Regions from separate parts of the Homo sapiens genome. Here region 1 is linked to region 2. A link is a contact called in ENCODE Hi-C or POLR2A ChIA-PET data. All regions are on one chromosome and are shown on one strand. Each heading gives the region's core, a stretch centred on a gene start or an enhancer-like site at or near the end of the contact. The rest is flanking DNA. Distances are from core to core; before and after follow the strand shown.

Region 1 (3,438 bases), core at 12-2,511, 180 kb after region 2:
CCGAGACGGGTGGATCACGAGGTCAGGAGTTCAAGATCAGCCTGGCCAAGATGGTGAAACCCCATCTCTACTAAAAATACAAAAATTAGCCAGACAGTGATGGCGGGCGCCTGTAATCCCAGCTACTTGGGAGGCTGAAGCAGAGAATTGCTTGAACACGGGAGCCAGAGGTTACAGTGAGCTGAGATGGCGCCACTGCACTCCAGCCTAGGAGACAGAACAAGACTCCTTCTCAAAAAAAAAAAAAAAAAGAAAACCCCACAAAAAAAAAAACCTTAAAAGAAAACAAAATTCAGCTGGTCTTCCTATATTTTATTCAACAGAATAACCAACATCAACGAACTTTTGACTTTATGAAACTTTAGTTCTGCAATTTTATAATGTTATTTTCTTATAACTTTGAGAGAAAATTACAGAATTGTTAAAGAATTATCATTTTGTACCGATTAATGCCACATATTTAATACTTTTTCAGTACCCCAAACTTTTAGAAATGTTTTTACTTGTTAGGTGCAACATAAACAGCTACACGTAAAAATACTATTAAATTTATATGCTATAAATAACAGTATCAGCAATGATTCCTACAAACACTACCCTGCCAAAAAAAAAAAAAAGAGACCCAAATGCACACTAACGGGAGCTTAAGTCTCCACAAGAGCTTCCCCAGCCTTTCTAGAGGACGGTGAAAACAGGCTGAGAGCCCGAGGCTCAGAAAAACAGCTCAGAGGGGCTGGAGGCCAGTCTGAAAGCTGAGGCTGCACATGGGATGCTACGCACAGCTCAGGAAAGAGGTTGGCAAGCAGGAGCCGGAAGGAGCACCCCAGCCCGCAGGCCAGGAGCGCCCGCAGGCCCCCTCAGCCCCGGAGCACGCTCAAGGCCCTCCCTCGGGTTCCCAGTACCCCGGGTTTCCAGACCTACGGCCACCAGGGGAGGCTCGGCCTCGGGACGGGTGCGAGAGTCACGCGGCGCGCGACAGACCACCAAGTGCTGCGGTACGGCGCCCGCACCTGTATAACTCGGGACGCGTCAGGCGCGGCGAGCCCCGGCTGCTCCCCGGAGGCGCAGGGGCCGAGGAGGCCCGAGGGCAGCGGCGGGGTCCTTCACAGTGACTCTTGGGCCGCAGCAGCTTCTCATTCCCTCTCCCTCCCCTATTCTGGAGGAAGAACGGGCAACAGCAGCGGGCTCGAGTGCTAATGGCAGGAAGGCGTGCGAGACGTTCAAATGGACGCGTCCATCTTGACTTTCCCGTCTTGCCTCGCGCCGGGGCGGGGCATCGCGGGAGGTGCGCGGCGTCCTAGCAGTCCTGGCGCCTGCGCTGTTGAGGGAAGACCGCGGCGGGTTACAACTTGGGGGCTATTTCCACCTTCCGTGCGACTGATGCGAACCCCGAAGCCGGACTCTGTCTGCTACAGTCCTGGCGTCCAAGTTCTCTTTAGCTCATGTCACTAGGGACCTGAACTGCCTTATAGATCTCAGGGTTTTTTCTTCTGGTTTCGCTTCCGCCTCCTGACCCCACGTGGAGGTAGGCACCTCAGGCTGAGGGTGGGGAGCAGGGGTTGCTGATTTTCTCTACGTGCAGTGAATGCTCTATGCCTTTTTCGGTCCATACTCTTCGAAGAGTGGATGAACTGTGTGAAGGTCCTCACAGAAACGTTGCTTGCAATTCCCAGATTCAGAGACACTTCTTAAGGCGATTCAAAGACCCAAGTTAAGAACCCCAGCGGCCACTCGCGCCTGTAATCCCAGCACTTTGGGAGGCGAGGCGACAGGATTGCTGGAGCCCAAGAGTTTGAAACCAGCCTGGGCAATATAGCGAGACCCTGTCTCCACAAAAGAAAAATTTTTTTAATTAGCCTGGAGGCGTGGTGCGCACCTGTAGTCCCAGCTGCTTGGGAGTCTGGAGGATCACTTGAGCAGGGAGTTTGAGGCCACAGTGAGCTATGATCGCGCCACTGCACTCCATCCAGCCTGGGCAACAGAGCAAGACCTTGTCTCAAAAAAAAAAAAAAAAAAAGAATGGGTTATAGGAGAAAGGTTAGAAACAAAGATTCATGAAACAGTTAAATACAAATATACCTAATTGATATTTTAAACTTTTGTTTGTGTGTGTGTGTGTGTGTGTGTGTGTGTGTGTGTGTGTTTTTCTTGAGACAGAGTCTCGCTCTTTCGCCCAGGCTGGAGTGCCGTGGCACAATCTCGGCTCACTGCAACCTCCGCCTCCCGAGTTCAAGCAATTCTCCTGCATCAGCCTTCCAAGAAGGTGGGATTACAGGCGCCCGCCACCACGTCCAGCTAACTTTTGTATTTTTAGTAGAGACAGGGTTTCACCACGATGGCCAGGCTGGTCTCGAACTCCTGACCTCGTGATCCTCCCGCCTCGGCCTCCCAAAGTGCTAGGATTACAGGCGTGAGCCACTGCGCCCGGCCAATATTTTAAACTTTTTTAAAAAAAAAAAGTTTAGCAACCCCATCAAAAAGTGGGCGAAGGACGTGAACAGACACTTCTCAAAAGAAGACATTTATGCAGCCAAAAAACACATGAAAAAATGCTCACCATCACTGGCCATCAGAGAAATGCAAATCAAAACCACAGTGAGATACCATCTCACACCAGTTAGAATGGTAATCATTAAAAAGTCAGGAAACAACAGGTGCTGGAGAGGATGTGGAGAAATAGGAACACTTTTACACTGTTGGTGGGACTGTAAACTAGTTCAACCCTTGTGGAAGTCGGTGTGGCAATTCCTCAGGGATCTAGAAATACCATTTGACCCAGCCATCCCATTACTGGGTATATACCCAAAGGACTATAAATCATGCTGCTATAAAGACACATGCACACATATGTTTATTGCGGCACTATTCACAATAGCAAAGACTTGGAACCAACCCAAATGTCCAACAATGATAGACTGGATTAAGAAAATGTGGCACATATACACCATGGAATACTATGCAGCCATAAAAAATGATGAGTTCATGTCCTTTGTAGGGACATGGATGAAATTGGAAATCATCATTCTCAGTAAACTATCGCAAGAACAAAAAACCAAACACCGCATATTCTCACTCATAGGTGGGAATTGAACAATGAGAACACATGGACCCAGGAAGGGGAACATCACACTCTGGGGACTGTTGTGGGGTGGGGGGAGGGGGGAGGGATAGCTTTAGGAGATATACCTAATGCTAAATGATGAGTTAATGGGTGCAGCACACCAGCATGGCACATGTATACATATGTAACTAACCTGCACATTGTGCACATGTACCCTAAAACTTAAAGTATAATAATAAAGTTTAGATTTACAGAAAAACTGCAGATAGTCCAAAAATTTCCCACATACCCTATACCCAGTTTCTACATCCAGTTTCCCTATTATTAGTATTTTACATTAGTATAGTACATTTGTTAAAATTAATGAAATATCAACA
Region 2 (3,550 bases), core at 601-3,100:
CTGGCGTGCGGCCTGTCCTGATGAAGTTTCACCCTTCTGGCGAGGACATGCTGGTGAGGACATCAATTTAGCCACAAGCCAACTTGCTTGGTCATTTATGACAGCTGGCTTTGCCCAGATGGCTCAGGGCTCACCTGCAGCCACTGTTAGGGGACCTACAAGGCACCAGCTTCAACTTCCCTTCACACAGGCAATTCACACCTCAGGGAGGCCCAGGGAAGGGCCCACGAACACCCTATCTGATATACATAAGGAATCGGAGGTGAGGATGTCTCCTGAAGTGACGGGTGATGCACTCTCAGGCTTTCCACCCTGGACTGCCTCTTCTTCAAAAAGAATAAAACAGATTAATCCAACAGATGAACTGTCTGCTGGGATCTGGGCATGTCCACAGTACTGGGGACACAGCAAGATACAGAGCAAAGTCTGCCTGCAGCGACTGCACTCGCCCACCTTTGCAACTGGTGCCTCCTGGAGAGCAGTTGGTTGCAGTGAGGTGCTGACCACCTCCCTCAGAAATGACTTCAGCAACAATCACCCCGAGTGTCTGACTCACCGGCTGCTCTGGTTCTTCCCTGCCAGCCGCAGTGGCACAGCAAGGCAGCAAATCTTTGGAGCTCTCGGCCATACAGGACAGAGCACAAGTACCCCATGATTTCCAGGAATTCCCACAGCCTTGGGGTCTGGTTTGGTGAAAGGGGATGGGGAAGGCTATGCCCTGAGCAATCACTATTCGGCATTACAGTCACCTGTGCTCCAAGCTGCAGAATACAGCCCCACTCCTGTTTTTGTTTTTTCTTTTAAAAAACACTTTGTTTTTCTCCACCCAATTTTCTTTTTAAAAATTTTTTTAAAGAAATTAAAAAAAAAAAAAAAAAAGAGCAGGCTGGGCGTGGTGGCTCATGTCTGTAATCCCAGCACTTTGGGAGGCCAAGGCAGGAGGATCACTTGAGCCAAGGAGTCAGAGATCAGCCTGGGCAACATAGTGTGACCCCATCTCTACAAAAAACTGAAAAATTAGCCGGCACATGCCTGTCGTTTCAGCTACTTGGGAGGCTGAGGTGGGAGAATCGCTTGAGCCCAGGAAGTCAATGCGGCGGTAAGTTGCTGCGTTCGTGCCGCTGCACTCCAGCCTGGGTGACAAGAGCAAGAAACTGTCTCAAAAAAAAGAGAAAAAAAAGAGTTCCTGGTCTGTTTTTCTGGCAGATCCCAGCCATGTCCAGGCCCAAGGCCCAGGACTCAAACTGGTGCCTCCATTTCCTTTGATCCCTGTGCAGAATTGCACAGACTTGCTTTGAGCCAGATTCCCATTTCTGATAGTCTTTGCAGAAAGCCTGAAACTCATCCTTTAAGGCCTAAGGACTTGAGGGAAGCCTTCAGCACCTGCAGCTGGGGAGGCAGGAGTTCTTGTCAGTCTCTTGGTACTGGTAACGGGCAGTGCACACGTTGACGTTAATGAGACTTAAAAAGCTGCAGCATCTGGCTGCCTGGCCAGGTGGAAAGAAAACCCACAGCAGCATGTGGACGAAGGCACTGCCTCTATTTCCCTCCAGAAAGCAACACAACTCAGGTGAGAGCTGCCGGCTCACCTGGCTACACATACAAAAGCAAAGCCAAGATCCAAGCACACACGCTTATTCCAAGGTGGAAGTTCATCTCCAAAGCTGTGCAGGAGGGTGCTAGGGGCTGGCGCAGTAAGTAAGCAATTCAAATTAATGAATTGGCTGATTGACTCCAAGTTCGATTTAAATTCACAACAACCAGGTTCTGTATTTGTGCTCAGGGATGCCCCATCCCTCTCACGGGACTGGCTTCCGGCTTCTTCCAGGGTTTGCTCCTTATTCCAGTTAGGTATTCAGTGTCGCCAAGCCAGGGCAGCCTCGTGACTACAGTGAGTTGCTAACAGCAGGGCAGCACTGTTTCAAACAGACACCCAAACACCTGTTTTTCTTGTTAAGTAAAAACAAGTTAATAGTCACAGCAAAACCATGAAAGAAAACCACAAGTGACCTAAGGATTTCTGACTCACCCCCAGCCTGGGTACTTTGTGATATTCCACCAAAAGCATCAGCCACCTGCAGCTGCCCTGAGAACTGCTGATCAGCAGTCCTTTTGTCTCTCCAAGTCAGGGTAATTACCCATGTGTGCCCTGCCCCCAGATGGCTCTTGCCTTCAGAAAAAAAGAACAGAGAAAAAAAAACGAAAACCACCTTCCCTCTAAGCCCAAGTGACTAAGAAAAGCTGGCAGGGACCCTCCCTCAGACCATAATGGTGGGAAACCTCTTGCAAAACAGTTTTCTCTGCAAGATAAACTGTCTGTTCCCAGCAGCCAAGTGCCACACCCGAGAGAGGGTGAGAGGTTTCCTTTAAGAAGCCTCCAGAAAACATCATGAACAGTTGCTCCCCTATGCACTAGGAATAACTGTGAAGAGTTACACCCTAATAAAGATTTTTTTGTTCTTTTTTTATTTTAAGTGTAGCCTCCAGGATAGGCCCAGCATCTGCACTATTCTAGAAACCAGTGCTATGGAGCTCCAGCTCAGCCTAGACCTGGTAACCTCCTATGGGCAGAGGGACGGCCACACACCAGGCCCTGTCCCTGTTTGATCACTTACTGTCACAAGTCTAGCTGTCCAAGGGGGCGCAGGGACCTGTCAGGCCTCATAGCCATTCTAGAAGAGGTGGCCCACGTGAAAGTTGTCATGCTCTGTGTCACATAGCTCAGGTCTTGTGGTCCCACCTGGAAGGAACTGGGACTGGGCTGCAAGCCAAGGCTGCCTTCTATAGGCTGAACCATGCACAAGCGGCAGTAGGCTATGAGTTGCCTGTTCCCAAATGGTACCCACTAGGCTGCCTTGCCAGGGACTGGGACCCTCTGACCCCACCAGAGTCTCCTTCTCAGCAAGGGCAGGCGAGGGGACAGCCCCACTTCATCTGCCCGCAATACCCTTGTGCCTCCTGAGCCTCCATCCACCTGCAAGTGCTGTGCCCTGTGCCCGGCTGGGCTCCCTATGAGCCCAGGGAACACCTCTGCCCTCTAAACGACCGCCAGTGGGCACAGTGTTCAGGCCATGCTGCCAAGGCAGCAGCTAGGAATTCAGGAATTCAGAGAAGATGCGAAGGACAGAAATATGAAGGGACTGCTGGGGCACCAAGGTGAGGAGGGACAGGGTTGCCAAACCCCATGTGTAGGAGCCACTGTGCATCCTGCCCGTGGGACAAGCACCACCTGAAGACGCAAGAAGACCTCCCTCAGTTCGAGGGAAAATATCTCCCCCAAAGGCCCCCATACATACTGAAAATCTCTTATGATAATCACCCCTAGTGATTCTAGGTCACTGCCTCTGCTCCTGGATTGCTCAATCTGTGGGACGAGGCACATGGAAGGTAACATTCATTTAGCAACTCCCAAGCTTTTCTTTTTTTTTTTAGACCGAATCTTGCTCTGTCACCCAGGCTGGAATGCAGTGGCACAGTCTCGGCTCACTACAACCTCCACCTCCTGGGTTCAAGCGATTCTCCTGCCTCAGCCTCCCAAGTAGCTGGGATT

Evidence for each region. Hi-C counts contacts between places; a loop is a spot of excess contacts on that map. ChIA-PET counts read pairs that join two places held with the same protein, here RNA polymerase II (POLR2A). Pooled maps may share reads with other maps.
Region 1: a pooled map shows a loop between it and region 2 (4-fold over the local background). The contact joins the promoter of ANAPC1 here to the enhancer-like site in region 2. A Hi-C loop is called at or near these places in 1 of 50 pooled maps. POLR2A ChIA-PET finds 5 or more read pairs at or near these places in 2 of 52 experiments (activated CD8-positive, alpha-beta T cell and activated T-cell).

What each region holds. Positions count from the first base shown.
Region 1 is chr2:111,882,932-111,886,369 of GRCh38, forward strand. ANAPC1 (anaphase promoting complex subunit 1) reads right to left here and starts at 1,262. Exons shown (of 48, transcript NM_022662.4): 1 at 1,011-1,262. RefSeq lists enhancers at 499-1,292, 1,636-1,785.
Region 2 is chr2:111,703,946-111,707,495 of GRCh38, forward strand. No RefSeq gene overlaps it. Among named protein-coding and RNA genes, the nearest start is that of MIR4771-2, 65 kb to the right of the region's middle. RefSeq lists enhancers at 1,305-2,090, 2,091-2,874 and a silencer at 1,927-2,221. Within about 2 kb of position 1,851, at least 7 of the 41 ENCODE cell types and tissues checked have a DNase peak (open chromatin) inside an H3K27ac peak, as active enhancers do.